2 separate regions of the Homo sapiens genome follow, and region 2 is linked to region 1. The links are chromatin loops, found by intact Hi-C in ENCODE. Cell type or tissue: endothelial cell of umbilical vein. All regions are shown on one strand. Links, peaks and the distances in the headings refer to the core of each region. The heading gives the core; the rest is flanking DNA.

Region 1 (8,334 bases), core at 120-8,119:
AAAAAAATTCATTAAACAATTGCTGAGGTCTAGGCATTTATTGAAAGATGAAAGGGTAGTCTCTATTCTCAAGATGTTTACAGTCTAGTAGGAAGGTAAGCAGACACATAAAAATCATACATGAAAAAGAATGTGGTTAAGTGTCTTAAAAAGAGAGGGTTAGAATCTGGCTTAATGAAGGCAAACCAGAGTGTGGCATCAGAGAGGCCATCAGTCTTGAAAGGCACCTGGAATTAAATTTGGAAGACAAATGCATGGCAAATGCCTATGATTCTAGGCCACTGAGCAGTTTCCATGGCTGCAACCTTCCTTTTTTATCTAGGATGATAATAATAATACTAACGACCTTTCTCAGCTACTTATTATGCGTCAGGTACTGCACTGAGCACTTTGCATCCCCCATCTCATGTCATCATTAGAACCACCTGAGGTGGGTATATTCTTATCATCCTGTTTTACAGCTGAGGAAATTAAGGCCCTAAGAGGTTAAGGAACTCATCAAAAGTCAAGCAGCTGGAAAAAGTTGGAGGTGAGATATAAACCCAGCTTGTATTTAACATTTTAAATGTTACAGAAATCTGTAAACAACTACTGCTTCCAAAAGTGAAAACCTCCCCACAGATTCTGGGGAAGTGCTCAACTGTCCTGTGGAGCAGTCCAAGTTCTAGTGGCATCTCTCTCTCTCTCTTTCTCTGGTGCCAGGCTCTTAGACTCTGAAGCTCCTGGGAGGGTCTGAGACTAACAATTCCAGGCAGGAAAAAGGCAAGATTAGGAGAAAAAAAAATCAGCATCACAAATCTCAGAATTCTGCAGAACCAAGTGAAAGTCTCCTGGGCCCAACATATCTGAAATGGTCTCTAAAGCAAATGTCTTGGCCTTAGTCTCCATCCTAAGCCTCTCTGGAGTTCAGAGATTTTCCCCGCCCTCACAATATGAGTAACTAGAAAACGATTCATCTGTGTCCATTTGCCAGTGGTTCTTCAACTTCCTTTCAGCGTCTCAATGCATCATAAGCTGTTAGTCCTGACAGAGGCTTTAGTGATTAGTCCAATCCCTTCAATTTGTACATTACACATTAACAGTGGTTAATGGAAGAGCTTCTGGGATGTTTTCTCTTTGTTTTAGTAAAAAAATCATCTTACCACTAAACACTAATGTGAGAGTTACTTTGATTGCAAAACAGAAAAGAATCTTACAAGCATTGTGTGTGTACACTGAGAATCTCCATCAAACCTCATCTTTCCTATGTTGATCCATTTGCAGTATCCCCCTTTGTGGCAGAGGCATATGGATGGTTGAGGGTGTAGTGGGCAGAGCAATGCATTTCTCCAGCGCTGAGAACAGTCTGCTGCTGCTGGCCTGCTCTCTGCTTTTTGATCTGGCACACCCAGCAGCTCTGCCATGTTCAAGGCCAGCAGCCATCCATTTGTCTGCCAGGCTCCTTCTTGGCCTTACCCACTGGCAGTCAGAGCTAAGCTGATCTTTCTGCCTGCTGGCTGCTTATCTGGGACATATGATTTGTGGAGGACGGCCTGCTAGAAGGGAGCCGTCCTTCTCCAAGCCCCTGCAGGTGAGGGGAGCCACACTGACATGCCACGTCTGCTCCAGAATCTCAGGCTCTTAGTCTCCATTTGCAACTGCAAACACCTGTGCTCTGTGGCTAGCATTGGGCAGTGAGCAGAGAACAGGCATGGGAACATCTGCAGAAAGTAGAAGAGGTCACTGTTCTTCTGCCCCAGTCGAGAGGAGCTGGCCGGATCCACTCACCCACATTGCCCACCCTCTTCCAGGACCCTTGAGCCACCTATGCAGGCCATCTCCTGGTCTCCACCCTCCCCTCCACCCCTTTTTAGGAACCAAACCCCTGGTTTGGAGAGCCTGGTAGGTTCCCATAGCAATGGGCCTTTTAGCTGTTTCCATGGCAACCAACACCCAGACCATTTAGTTGCTAGTCAACTGACAGCTGTAAGTGAATCGGATTCAGTTTAGAATCTAGGGATAGGCTGAGGAATTCTCTTCAGAGAAAAAGACACAACCACCCAAAATGACTCAAATCCTTCAAAGACTTTCAGGCAACATCTGTGGAGATCCAGAGCCACTTTCTACTTTGGGTCACTCAACCCTGTCTCCCCCCAGCCCCATTCCCAACACACACACACACACACACACACACACACACACACACACACACACACACAACCCTGTCTCCCCCCAGCCCCATTCCCAACACACACACACACACACACACACACACACCCTCGCCTGAGTGTTCCAGGCCTTTAAATAAGGCATACCCCAACCTCTATTTCCTGTTCTGTCTCTTCCTTGGGAAAAACACTTGTTTAACGTGACTTTCACCTTGGCGACTTTCTTACACGACTCCTTTTTCTGTGCTAATGCTTTTCTTATATACTGTAACCCTGTCCTTGTACCAACCCATTTAACCATTGCTTTTTGGATTATCTGAAGTGAATGGCTGATCCCAGATCATTTTCTCTTAGTTGACCTCACCTATTTCAAGCCACTCTTCCTATGTCTGGAGGGTGTTCTCAGAGAACAAGCTGTTTTTATCAACCTTTCCAAAGCATAATCAAGATCACCCTGTTTCTTTTCTGAAAGACTTTGTGTTAAAAAAAAAAAAGATCACTCTGTTCCTTTTAAAAAAAGTCAACTAAGATTTAAAAACCAAATATGCAGGATTTAAAATTACTCCATGCTTGTTGCTTTTTATTAGTATGAAGATTTGACTGAATACTAGTCTTCATATTTAACCTTTTCCCAAACTGGAGATATGAGGTGTTGGGTTCCCTTTATTCTATAAGCAGGGGTGCCCCTCATTATTATTTCAACAATTAGAATCTGGGATTTATCTGTCCTGGAATTCATGTAAGAGCTGAGCCTCCAAAACCTGCTCCGTGGACTAGAAAAGCATGAGACGGTCATTGGAAAGAGGATGACCTTTTTGATATACCTAAGATTCAGTGCTTCTCAATGTTTTAATGACTCACGGGGGCGTCTGTGAACTGTCTGTAGAAGACGACCTTTCAAACTAATCCCCCCACGGGAGCCCTACCTAGCTCACGGCTGCAGGCTTCATGTAGCCCCGCGATGGCTGGCAAACAGTCACAAGCTGTTGTGTTCCCCTTTTGCTCTGATGGAAGGGTATAAACTAGCCGAAATACTTTTTAATTTCGATTTCTGAAATATCTACTTATACTCTTTGTCTTTAGTGCTTCCCCACCCTTTTCATTATCACTCCTTACAGGAGCTTTTATGGACCTTTTAATCCTAATCGACCACCCCACCAAATTTTAATACCGCAGATATAATATGTATCTGTTTATGTATTATCTGTCTGTTCCTGCTTTACACATAAAAAGATTAAGAATTTTTTTGTCCCTAAGAACAAATTTTCACAAAGAATGCAAGTTATAAACAATGAAAGATATACAGTATTAAAACATTGTTTCAAATTTGAAGAATAAGTGGAGGAAAGAAAAATATATTTTAGAACTTAGATATGTAAATTATTTCCAAAATAGTTTAACACTCAAACTAGTCAGCTGTATCAAAATCAATTCTCCCTGAAGTAGGCACTGTTCCTAGCTAGAGGCAAGTACTCATTTTGCATGGTATTGTGAGTCCTGTCTTCTTTTAACACAAGGGCAGAGGAGTATGCAGGGTGGGTAGCTGTTAACTTCAAAGGAGCTAAATGGCATGAGAAATCTTCTGGGAATAGGGAGACAGTGGACACATGAGAATTGAGCTTTTCCAGGCCTTTCAGAAAGTTCTTGTGCACAGAGGATAGCCTCATCCTTCTGAGGAGACATCATCAAATCTCAGATTGAACCTTCTAATTTTCCTGCTATTTGTAGACAAAGAAGAATGTCTGTCTCCCAGAGTGACAGCTAACATTTAGAGAGTATATACTATAGCCAGGGTCATTCTAAGTGTTTTACATGCCTCATCTCATTTAGTCTTCACAGCCCTATTATTATTAGTCCTATTTAACAGATAAGGAGACTGACACACAGAGAGATGAAGTGATTTCAAGATCACACTGGTAGTCCTGTTAATTGTTGGTGCCAGGATTCAACCATAGGCAGTCCGAAGCCAGAGACCCGCACAACAGTTAACAGCCTCAGGAATTCACACAATTCTGATACATCTAGAGTCTGGTATGGGAGACAAGGTGGACTGTCACTCTAGACTCAATGTGGCAGGATACACAAAAGATCTTAGGTAAAAAGTACACTGGTTGACTGGCTCCTAGCATTAACTAGGAAAGCTTGGCTGTTGATAACTGTATTCCTGATCCATCACTGTCCCCTGGTGGTTTTCCTGGGAAACTCACAGACCAAAGAAATCCAAGGGTCTAGTGAAATTAGTGGGATGAAAAGAACTGGATCAAATCAATCACTTGCTCACAAGCACTTTGTATGAATGTTCCTTCCTTTTGCCCTAACAATGGATGACCTAAGGTCCATGTTATTCAACTCAATTGTGAATGGGGTTGTAATCCCTGTACCACCTAAGAGCTGACTGCTAGTATACTGACTCAAAATAGGTGGCAAAATATATGCCCATGATTATACTTGTACTTTAAGATAGGAAACTCCAAGATTTAATTAATTTAGCCATTACTTGCTACAACTTCACATTTCATTTTTAAGCTTCTAGGCTTTCTTCACAGCAGTGTTCCCAAAAGATCACCATGCCTCATCCTAACCTGTAATCCCTAACCCCTACCTGCCCTCCCCACCAAATTCAGTTCCTTCAACCTTTCAGGCGTTATTATTCAACTAGGTGATTTTTACTTTCACTGCTTCTTTCGAGCATGCTTGGTGGTATAAGATTGTGTCAAATAAAGCAAAACAAGGCCATTTTATATAAAATAGATATGGTCTTACTGGACAAAAAGGAGGAAAAAGAGTTTCTGAAAAAGTCATGTCTTCAGTGCACTCTGGGACCACGGAACTGGGGGCCTGCCTTCCATGGTTCTAGCAGAATGTACCCTGAAAGGAGCAGGAGAAGACCACAGCCCACATGCAGAAGACAAGACAAACGAGTTTTTATTTATTCAAGAGTAAATTTCCAGGTGTAGAAAGAGGCCACAAGTTAATGTTGTTAAAAAAAAAATTAAACATCTGCTAACCAAGTGCTGCATTTAATGAAACCACCTAAGACAGAAAAAGAGACATGAGACAACCACTGAGAACCAGCCACCCGGAGCTCAGTTTCTGCTACAGAGCACCTCCTCTTCAACGAATCACTGGATACCATTGGAGAGCAAGTCACTGTTGTTGAAGCAGCAGAGCTGGAGGTGCTGTCAAGAGTCTCAGCAGACTCATTGGCCAGATGCACCGAACTCAATGAGGCACTTAGAGATGAGAAACCTGTGGATGTAATGTCCCAGCTCAGTGGAAGTGGTTTGGAACCTTTCCTCCACTGTCAGGGCAATAACCCTAGGGCAAGTTATCAGACATTCCTAAGCAACCTCCTTCAGGTCCTGTCTGGCTGGACCTTCCTTACTCCGACAGAAAAAAACCAATGAAGACAGTTAAATCAATCTCTACAGTCTCACTCTCTCTTCTTTCCTTCAACCTTTTTTTTTTTTAACAAAGGATATTACAAAGGCAACAGTTCTGAGCTCTCAGGAAATAGGGTCTCAGATGCTTTTAGAGGTTGAGAGGCATAAAACAGCAGTCTTGAAATTCCTTTTATCTTATGGCACTGATTTAGTTTCAGTCTGATTTCTCCTCCACTTTCTTCCCTCCACCCATGCCCTCTCACCCCCAGATAGACTTACGATCTGTACTGGGATTTCCCAGCAGAAGAGACTTTGGTTTTTGTCATCCTGAAGTTGCCACTCCACCACCAGTTTTATCTGGAGAAAGAGAAAAATAATTGAGAAAAATGAAAATAGGACCTGACTTCTATCCATAATTGGTTTAACTATGAATCCTAGATGTACAGTAGCAAACTTCCTAACTCCTCATACTTTTTTTCTTAAATCATGAGGGCTGCTTAGCATGTGGGCACAGCTTACAGCCTTAAGAGAGTGAACAAAGTTATACTTGTGATTTGATGCTAGCAGCACCACATACTAACTTGGTTAATTTATCAAATGTAATTTCTAAAGCATTCTCTTCTCTCTTAGATCAATGGCATATAAATGAAGTGATACGGTTTGGTTATTTGTCCCTTTGAAATTTCATGTTGACATGTGACCTCCAATGTTGGAGGTGGGCCTGGTGGGAAGTATTGGATCATGGAGGAAGATCCCTCATGAACGGCTTAGCACCGTCCCCTTGGTGATGAGTGAGTTCTCACTGACTTCACATGAGATCTGGCTGTTTAAAAGAGTCTGGGGCCTCCCCCTTCTCTTTCTTGCTTTAGTGCTGGCCATGTGACACGCTGGCTCCCCTTTGCCTTCTGTCCTAACAGTAAGCTTCCTGAAGCCTCACCAGAAGCAGGTGGTGGCACTATGCTTCAGGTACAGCTTGCTGAACCGTGAGCTGATCAAACCTCTTTTCAAGTTACCCAGTCTTAGGTATTCCTTTACAACAAGGCAAATGGACTAACACATGAAGGCTTACATGAATAATTTCACATTTAAGCAATTTCTCATGTATTTGGCAATCTGATCCAGCTTTTTCCCAATGTAACCATGAAGAGCAGAGAGTAAAAAAAATTTAGATTCTTAGGTATAAGGAAACGTTCTTGTTAGCTAGAAATGGAAATGTCAAAGCACAAAAGATGGCCTAGAGAAGTCTGTAGCTGTATGAATAATTTCAAGGATGACAACCTTTTGTAGCAATATACTTTCAGTTAACGCCCTTAAACTGCTTTCTAATAATGTACTTCATCAGAAATCCCTGCCTTGACTTGTTACACTCATATCACGTGAGTGGTCCCTTCCAATTCTTGATAACTCACTGACACTCTGCAGGTCCTTTCTTATGTGGACATTAGCTTACTTGTCACTAGTTACTACCTCTCTTTTGTACTCTAATGTTTCTTCACAATGGAACATGTGAGTGGCACTGATATTCAGGTTCTTGAAACTTGCCTTGTGAGTTTTTCCAGACTAGTATACATTAACTACTGCTTCATTTAGTGCTTAAGCAGTTTGAGCTATTTTTCAAATTAAATGTAACTCATTTAACAGACAATAACTACCATACATTAAGTACCTACTACGTATCAGGCTCTGACTAGTCACTGCATACGTAACTGAGGTTCAGACATGCCCATGGTTATGTGGATATTCATCTACTAATCTGTCCCTGACCTCTAAGGTCTCCAACAGCCCTTAAGCACAGACATCCTATATTTGAGTCTCTTTAGAATGTTCTTTAATTACTTACCTTTCCTAGAAAATAAATGGCCAGATATTGCTCCTGAGTTCTACTTGATTTCAAGAAATGCGGCTCTTTTTCTTCATGGAAAAAGGCCATCCCTCTATTTCCTCCATTCTTATCAAGATACATATCTTTAATACAGGTCCACTGCAGCAGGATCTACCTTATGAGTGCTTGGTAGAAAAAGAGGTAGGTGCAGCAGGGATGGGTCAGAGGTGAAGGTGGGGATTGGAGGGCAGAAAGAAGGCTGGAAAAAGCTACCTCTCTGCCATGGAGCTAACAAACTACTGCTCTCTTGTTTTGTTAAGAGATTAATGGAGAAACCAGGATTTTCTGATGACAATGTTAAGACAACTTGGATCTTTAATTATTTGGTACCTGGCTAAAATCTTTTAACATTGCACAGGCTTTGGAGTTATAAGACCCAGCTCAAAACCTGGGCTCCACTGCTTCTTAGTGGAGTGGACTCTGTTCATATTGCATAACTTCAGAGGCTCAAATTTCTTCAGCTGTAAAATAGAGATAATATCACCTCTACATAGGATGGTCATGAGATCCAAGTGAAATATTGTATATAAAAATGGCATCAGCCGTTGCTGTGCAGAGCCGAAGCAGGAGCCGCAGCTGGGAGGAGGGAGGAGGGAGGAGGGAGGAGGGAGGAGGAGGTGGAGGAGGTGCCAGACTGGGGGAATCATCAGTATTTAAACAGACCACATCACGGGTGAGCTAGTGGTCCTTGGTTCAGGAGGTGTTGGGCAGTCTGCTCTGATGGTTCAGTTTGTTCAGGGAATTTTTGTTGAAAAATATGACCCAACGATAGAAGATTCCTACAGAAAGCAAGTTGAAGTCAACTGCCAACAGTGTATGCTTAAAATCCTAGATACTGCAGGCACAGGGCAATTTACAGCAATGAGGGATTTGTATATGAAGAATGGCCAAGGTTTTGCACTAGTATATTCAGTCCACGTTT
Region 2 (8,334 bases), core at 42-8,041, 150 kb before region 1:
TTTTTTTTTTTTTTTTTTTTTTTTTTTTTTTTTTTTTTGAGACGGAGTCTTGCTCTGTCACCCAGGCTAGAGTGCAGTGGCGTGATCTCGGCTCACTGCAACCTCTACCTCCCGGGTTCAAGCGATTCTCCTGCCTCAACCTCCCAAGTAGCTGGAATTACAGGTGCCCGCCACTGAACCTGCCTAATTTTTGTATTTTTAGTATAGATGGGGGTTTCACCATCTTGGTCAGGCAGGTCTGGACCTCCTGACCTCATGATCCACCTGCCTTGGCCTCCCAAAGTGCTGGGATTACAAGCGTGAGCCATTGCCTGGCCAGATCCCATCTCTTTAAAAAAAAAAAAAAAAAAAAAAAAGCAGCAGCAGCAGCAGCAGCAAGGGTGGATCAACTGTGTCAAATGTTCCTGAAAGGCTGTGGATAAGGATTGAGAATTGCCCACTGGAAATGCATATAAAGTTTATCAGTGGCCTTGACAAGAGCAGGTTCCATGGAGTGGGTTCAGGAGAAACAGGAAGGTGAGAAAATAGAAATGGGAATTACACACAATTCTTTCAAAGAGTTGTGCCACAAATGGGGACAAGTAATGTGTCAGTAATAAGAGGAGGATCCAGGATCAAGGATGGAAAGCTGTTACAACACATTTGTAGGCTGCAGGGAAGGTGTAGAAAAGAGAGGAAAATTGTTGATGTTAACCTCTATTGAATACTTACTAAGTAGGAGCTGCATGAGGCATTTTGTATGATTATTTCCTTTAACCTGCACACCCAACCAATGAGGAAGAGAATATGATCATCCCGATTTCACAGAACGCAAAACTGAGGCATGGAAAGGATGGGGTGGGGTACATGGACGTGGTCATAGGGCTAGTAAGTGGGGGAACTTGGAAGTAACCGGGATGTCTGGCTCCAGAGCCCACATTCTTGCTCTCTTTCATTTGCTTTTTTTTTTTTTTTTTTGAGACAGAGTCTTGCTCTGTTGCCCAGGCTGGAGTGCAGTGGTGTGGTCTCGGCTCACTGCAACCTCCACCTCCTGGGTTCAAGCGATTCTCCTGCCTTACCTCCTAAGTAGCTGGGATTACAGGCATGCGCCACCATGCCCGCTAATTTTTGTATTTTTAGTAGAGGCGGGGTTTCCCCATGTTGGCCAGGCTGGTCTCGAACTCCTGACCTCAGGTGATTCACTTGCCTCAGCCTCCCAAAATGTTGGGATTACAGGCGTGAGCCACCGTGCCCAGCTTTTCATTTGCATTTTTAAAATGTATTTTTATTTTATTATTTATTTATTTATTTTGAGACAGAGTCTTGCTCTTGTCCCACAGGCTGCAGTGCAGTGGTGCGATCTTGGCTCACTGCAACCTCCACCTCCCGGGTTTGAGCGATTTTCCTGCCTCAGCCTCCTGAGTAGCTGAGACTACAGGTGTGTGCCACCACACCCAGCTAATTTTTTGTATTCTGTTTTTTAGTAGAGACGGGGTTTCACCATGTTGGCCAGGATGGTCTCGATCTCTTGACCTCATGATCCACCTGCCTTGGCCTCCCAAAGTGCTGGGATTACAGGCGTGAGCCACCGTGCCCGGCTCCCCATATTTTTTTTTTTTTGAGACAGGGTCTCACTCTGTTGCCCATGCTGGAGTATAGTGGCACAGTCATGGCTCACTGTAACCTCTTGCCTCCTGGAGCTCAAGCAATCCTCTCACCTCAGCCTCTTGAGTAGCTGGGACCACAGGAGTGCACCATCAGGTCCAGCTAATTTTTATATTTTTTATAGAGATGGGGTCTCACTGTGTTGCCCAGACAGATCTTGAACTCCTGGGCTCGAGTGATTGTCCCTCCTCAGCCTCCCAAAATGTTGGGATTACAGGCATGAGCCACTGCACCTGGCCTATTTAAATTCATTTCTTATTGCAAATTGTAACCACTGTCTAAAATTTATATCTATTATCGTTTGTTCTCCCCTTGGTAGGAAAACACAATTATTGGCCTTTCAAGACTCCACTGAAGCATATCCCCTGAAATTTGCAACTGACTGCTCCCACCCTGTCCCTCTGCTTCTGAAGCAAATCCTGTCATAGCCCCTATGGAACTGTCCAACCCAACACCCCCTGTATTCCTATTGTGTCTGTTTTCTTGTCAATGTCCTGCAGTGGAACAGAAGCTCCTCAAAGTCTCCGGTTGCCTCCAATTCTCCTTTCTATCCCTAGCTGGCAGGACAAGCCTTCAAACAATAAATATCTGTCAGGAGTTTTATGGATGGATGAGTGAATGAACTTAAAAAGCATACTAGGGACCGGGCACGGTGGCTCACGCCTGTAATCCCAGCACCTTGAGAGGCCAAGGTGGGCAGATCACCTGAGGTCAGGAGTTTGAGACCAGCCTGGCCAAAATGGTGAAACCCTGTCTCTACAAAAATACAAAAATTAGCCAGGCATGGTGACATGCACCTGTAATCCTAACTACTCGGGAGGCTGAGGCAGGAGAATCACTTGAACCCAGGAGGTGGAGGTTGAAGTGAGCAGAGATCATGCCACTGCACTCCAGCTTGGGTGACAAAGTGAGACTCCATCTCAAAAAAAAAGCATACTGGGAATATTGGAAGCCACAGGACAGCTGAATATGGGCTTCTCCACCTACAAGCTGCATAGAGACAAAAGTGCTCTCAAAATTCAAAGTTCAAAAAAAATCTCTGGGGAGTAGAGGTTTGAAGGTGAGGATACTTGTTAAAAAGTGCAGGTTCTGGCTGGGGGCGGTGGCTCATGCCTGTAATCCCAGCACTTTGGGAGGCCGAGGCGGGCAGATCGCCTGAGGTCAGGAGTTTGAGACCAGCCTGGCCAACATGGTGAAACCCCATCTCTACTAAAATTACAAAAATCAGCTGGGCGTGGTGGTGGGCGCCTGTAATCCCAGCTACTCAGGAGGCTGAGGCAGGAGAATCATTTGAACCCGGGAAGTGCAGGCTGCAGTGAGCCAAGGTCGCCCCACTGCACTCCAGGCTGGGCGACAGAGTGAAATTCCATCTAAAAAAAAAAAACCAAACCAACAAACAAACAAAAAAAACCAGTGCAGATTCCTAGGCTTGACTCCCAGAGATTCTATTCAGTATGTCTGAGGTGGAGTCCAAGAGTTAGTACAGGGGTTTCTTTCCAAAGAATTCCATGCAATACTCCCTAGTCCTCCCACTGGAAGGTCAGGGAATCAGGAGACCTGGATTCTAGGCCACATTCTACTACTTATCATCTGGGAAGGGTTGCCAGATAAAATATGGCATGCAATATTTGGGACATGCAATACTAAAAAATTATTCATTATTTATATGAAATGCAAATTTAACTGGGCTTCCTATATGTCTGTTTGCTGAATCTGGCAACCTTCCAGCTGGGTGACCTCAGCCAAGCTGCATAACTTCCTAGAGCTTCAGTCTACTTATCTGTAAAATGGAGAAATTTGATCTTTCCTTATGGTCCTGAGGATTGAGAGCTTCATGTAAAGTGCTTAACTGCCGTGAATGGCACATGGTAAGTGCCCAGTAAATAAGCTATAAGAGGCCGGGCATGGTGACTCACGCCTGTAATCCCAGCACTTTGAGAGGCCGAGGCAGGCGGATCATGAGGTCAGGAGTTCGAGACCAGCCTGGGCAATATGGTGAAACCCCATCTCTACTAAAAATACAAAAAGTTAGCTGAGCGTGGTGGCGGGCGCCTGTAGTCCCAGCTACTCGGGAGGCTGAGGCAGGAGAATCGCTTGAACCCGGGAGGCAGAGGTTGCAGTGAGCTGAGATGGCACCACTGCACTCCAGCCTGGGTGACAGAGTGAGACTCTGACTCAAAAAAAAAAAAAAAAAAAAAGAAGGATTTATTTTAATTTTAATTTCTCTTACAGCATTAAAATGGAATTCATCAAGTAAGATTTACACATACTTCTCAGAAATACATCTTATGGCCAGTCTGTCTGGCAGCTGGCTGAGATGGTGAGATATGGACAGCCTGAGGCAGTCCTGGGCCCCAAAGAGAGGGTTAATGGGGGACATTTAAATTCTCATTCAGGCCGGGTGTGGTGGCTCACACCTGTAATCCCAGCACTTTGGGAGGCCGAGGCAGGATGCTCACTTGAGCCCGGTAGTTTGAGGCCAGCCTGCGTAACATGCCGAGACCCCGTCTCTACCAAAAATACAAAAATTAGCCGAGCGTGGTGGCGCATGCTATGGCCCCAGCTACTCAGGAGGCTGAGGCGGGAGGATGGCTTGAGCCCAGGAGGTGGAGGTTGCAGTGAGTTGAGATCTCCCCACTGCACTCCAGCCTGGGAGACAGAGTGAGACCCCATCTCAAAAAACTAATAATAAATACAATAAATAAATAAATAAATACATTCTCATTCAGACACTGATTTCTCAATCAGATTTTAGAGTTTCCCCAAATGAGCAAACTAGTAGGAAAAAAAAAAAGAGTGTGATCCTTCCAGAAACCAGTAGGGGGGAGTGTGTGCATTTCAGGATAAAACTAAAATACTACAGGATTCAGTCAAACAGCCCTGGCTGCAGGTTTTTCGCATCTTGGGAACAATGGAGGGCCTAATAAAGTCCTGGGGAGTGCACTGGTCAAGGCAAGGGTCAGTGCAGACCCCAAAATGCTGAGAAAATCAGCCTATACAGGGACAGCTCCTGTGGGCCATCTGTGGGAGGATGTTGTGGAAAATGAGAAACTAACGCAGATTTGGGAATATGGTATATAGAAGGAAAAAGAGACTTTGTATGTTGAAAGACGCCAAAAAAATCAAAAGCAAGTGAGAAACCAAGAGAAAAAAATTGCAAATTGTATGACAAAGAATTACAAAATGTATAAAGCTGTTCCACCAATTATCAAACCAAAGGTCAAAAAACAAAAAACAAACAAACAAAAAAACTAGAAGTAAAATGGATAAGAGATGAACACAGGTAATTTATGTAAGAAATAAGAACTATAAATAGGCTGGGCAAGGTGGCTCACGCCTGTTACCCCAGCACTTTGGGAGGCCAAGGCAGGAGGATCTCTTGAGCCCAAAATTTCGAGAACAGCCTGGGCAACATAGTGGGACCCCTGTCTACTCAGGAGTCCCAGCTACTCGGGAGGCTGAGGCAGGAAGATTGCTTGATCCCAGGAGTTGGAAGCTGCAGTGACCCATGATTGCACCACTGTACTCCAGCCTGGGCAACAGAGTGAGACCCTGTTTCAAAATAAAAAAAGAAAAAAAGAGGAAAGAAATATTAATACATAATAAACATACATTTAAAAGATTAATCTCTCTGGCAACAAGGAAATACAAATGAAAACACTGCAGGGGCTTTCTGCCTCGTTTTCCTATGCTTATTATCCATTGAGCACTTGTTCTGGGCCAGGCATTGTGCAAAGAGCTTTCTAGACATCAACTCAGAATTTAATGTTTACAAAAACTCTGAGAAGTAGGAACAAACATTATCCTCATTTTACCTAAAGAATGCGGCTCTGAAAGGTTAGTAACTTGCCTGGAGTTTACCCAGCTGGGAAGGGCAAGCAGGGTTCGGACCCATGTTTGTGTGATTCCAAGTCCTTCTTCTCCCCATACTGATTTCTCTGGGACCTCAATTGATATGTCCAAGCAGCATCCAGTGCTTGAATATGGTGCTTTGGAGAAGGCCCTGGAAGCTGTGAGCCCCAAGCAGCCAAAGAGGAACAGAAAAGAAAGAAAGAAACAAACAAAACCTCAGAAAATCAGACAGCAATGGAAGTGGTCCTGGGGAAGCAGGGTGTTTTGGCAGAACATAGAAAATGGGAATTTGGGGACTGGAGAGATGGGGGTTTGGAACGCCAATTGGGGGCTAGAGGAAACAGTTCGTGGCACATTCTAAGCAGGCTGGGGTCTGGCTGGCTTGAATGTTCACAGCCCTGGAGGATGGAAGCTGAGGAATCTGTTTGTCATCCACTGCATGCTGAGCTGCCATTCTCATATCTAAACCTTCCAGCCCCAAGTCCCTCATTCCCTCCCTCCTTCTCGCACCTGCTGGCAGCGGGGGCTCCAATGAATGGACAAGTTCCATGAATTCTTGCCCCTTCCCCCACCTTTTACATAGCCAAGCCCTGGAACAAAAGGCGCCCTGAGTCTGGGGCCCCTTCCCTGGACTCCTGCCAGCTCCAGGGAGTGCTAGACAGCTGGAGCCGAGCTCCACACCACACCATTTACATCTTTTACAGCCTTCCCACCCCATGATCCTCTCTCCCCACTCATGGCCACGGCTCAGGCCCACTGGACCCCAGGACGCTCCTCCTCGTTCCCTGGAGGTTGAGGGGAGTTGCTGTGACACAGATAGGGCAGCGGGATATGGGTGTGTGGTTCACATCCTAGAATCCAGGGCTGAAGGTGTAGATCCTTTGTCTAGGACAATCCATCCCACCCACCAAGCAGCAGCAATGGGAAGCTCCTTGCCTGTCACTTTGTGCTCCTGATTTCAGGCCCCACAGGTGGCTGTCCTGTAGGATTTGGGATCCTCTTTCCTAGGTGGTTGGTTCCCTATCTCCTTGGATTAGGTATCCTAGTGGTTTTATCCACTGATAAATACACTATTTATTGAGCACCTATTGTGTGCTTGGAACAATGGTAGGTGCGTCGCATCTGTTTCCTCATTTAATCCTCACCACAGCCCAAGGTGAAATATATGTGGATCCAGAGGCTCACCCCAAGCCTCCTCGGTCCGCTGGTCCACAGTAGTGACAGGATGTGAATCCAGGTCTTCCCCACCTGCCACCTTGAGTAGGAATCCGAGGACCAACTGGGTAACTCTTCCCTCAAACTCTCTTGCACAGTTCCGCAGTCTGCACTGTTTACCTGTTTACCGACTGTCTCCCAAATCACAGGAGCCATCCTATGATCCTGCCCTTTCCTGATCCGCAGGGATGGCCCCACCCAGGCTCCCCTTCCTCCCAGGCAGCCTCCTAAAGTCCACATTTTGTTTCAAATTCCCGTAGAGCAGGACAGGCCAGGAAAAGGGGCAGTTATACCTTCCCTTGGTGAGAAGCCCTCTCAAGACACAGGCCTGGCTTTGGTTTGCTGCTCCGCGATTCCTCCTTCCTCTCTTGCAAGCCTTGCCCTTGTGGACTGGGCCTAATTTCAGACAACATAAGCACTGGTTGATTTTATTTTATTATTATTATTATTATTATTTGAGATGGAGTCTCACTTCGTTGCCCAGGCAGGAGTGCAGTGAATGGTGCAATCTCAGCTCACTGCAACCTGTGCCTCCCAGGTTCGAGCAATTCTCTTGCCTCAGCCTCCCAAGTAGCTGGGACTACAGGTGCCCACCACCACGCCTGGCTAATTTTTGTCTTTTTAGTAGAGACAGGGTTTCACAATGTTGGCCGGGCTGGTCGCGAACCCCTGAGGTCAGATGATCCACCCACCTCAGCCTCCCAAAGTGCTGGGATTACAGGCATGAGCCACTGCGCCTGGCCCTTGTGGGTGATCTTGTCCTGGAGGAGATCGGGGCGAAGGAAAGGCGTGAGCCACCACACCTGGCTAGTGCTGGTTGATTCTAATTGGTATGTTCCACCTCTTCTGAGAGCTTCCTGAAGTACCTCCAACTTCCTGGGTTATGAGCCAATATATCAAAAGGTACCCTGCAGGGTGAGGACGGAAGACCCTGTGCCCTGGCCACCTCCTGCCTCAGAGAAGCCACAATAGAGCTGTCAGAGGTGGCCATGGTTTCTGTCAGTCCAGCCAGCCCTCTGTCTGGAGAGCCCAGTGGATCTCTGTAGTCCGTTGAGGGGCTCAGAAGCCATTTCAGCCACAATACTCCCAAGTATGTACCCAATGAATGATATCACAAAGTGCTGCCTTCAATTACCCCAAAATAAAAATATATAAATAAATATGTGTCTACAGATTGTTTTTTTGACCAAGCAATTCTACTTGGTGAGTCTTACAGGAAGGAACTTTTGCAAAACATACACACATTTGTTTACTGCAACACTGTTTCTGATAGTGAAAAACAGGAAAAAGTCAATGTTCAGTTGCAAGGGATTGCTTAAATAAATTATAATACCTCCCTACAACAAAACATTCTACAGCTGTTAAAAAACGAGGTAATTTTATACTGACAAGGAAAGAGATCCATGACATACTGCAGGGTTAAAAAGAGTAAGTTATTGGCCAGGTGCCCTGGCTCATGCTTGTAATCCCAGCACTTCAGGAGGCTGAGATGGGTGGATCACCTGAGGTCAGGGGTTCGAGACCAGCCTGGCCAACATGGTGAAACCTTGTCTCTACTAAAAATACAAAAATTGGGGCTGGGTGCAGTGGCTCACGCCTGTAATCCCAGCACTTTGGGAGGCT

What was found. Peaks named below come from ENCODE experiments on the same cell type or tissue, not always from the same donor. Only the 100,000 strongest peaks of a DNase experiment are listed, where the experiment ranks them.
Region 2: it touches region 1 in a loop (12-fold over the local background); 6 of 110 quality-filtered maps call a loop at or near these places.

What each region holds. Positions count from the first base shown.
Region 1 is chr14:74,474,893-74,483,226 of GRCh38, forward strand. NPC2 (NPC intracellular cholesterol transporter 2) reads right to left here. Exons shown (of 5, transcript NM_006432.5): 4 at 5,810-5,887; 5 at 5,048-5,396. The coding sequence ends at 5,382. MIR4709 (microRNA 4709) reads right to left here and starts at 5,312; the gene lies at 5,241-5,312. It also overlaps a transcript of SYNDIG1L not described here and the pseudogene RAP1AP. In endothelial cell of umbilical vein, for the core only: a CTCF peak has its summit at 4,345 (motif pointing left); a DNase peak (open chromatin) is centred at 4,359.
Region 2 is chr14:74,320,567-74,328,900 of GRCh38, forward strand. It overlaps a transcript of VRTN not described here. Among named protein-coding and RNA genes, the nearest start is that of ABCD4, 22 kb to the left of the region's middle. RefSeq lists enhancers at 5,160-5,779, 7,020-7,641. In endothelial cell of umbilical vein, for the core only: a CTCF peak has its summit at 4,468 (motif pointing right); no DNase peak of the experiment used is centred there; H3K27me3 peaks cover 1,080 bases.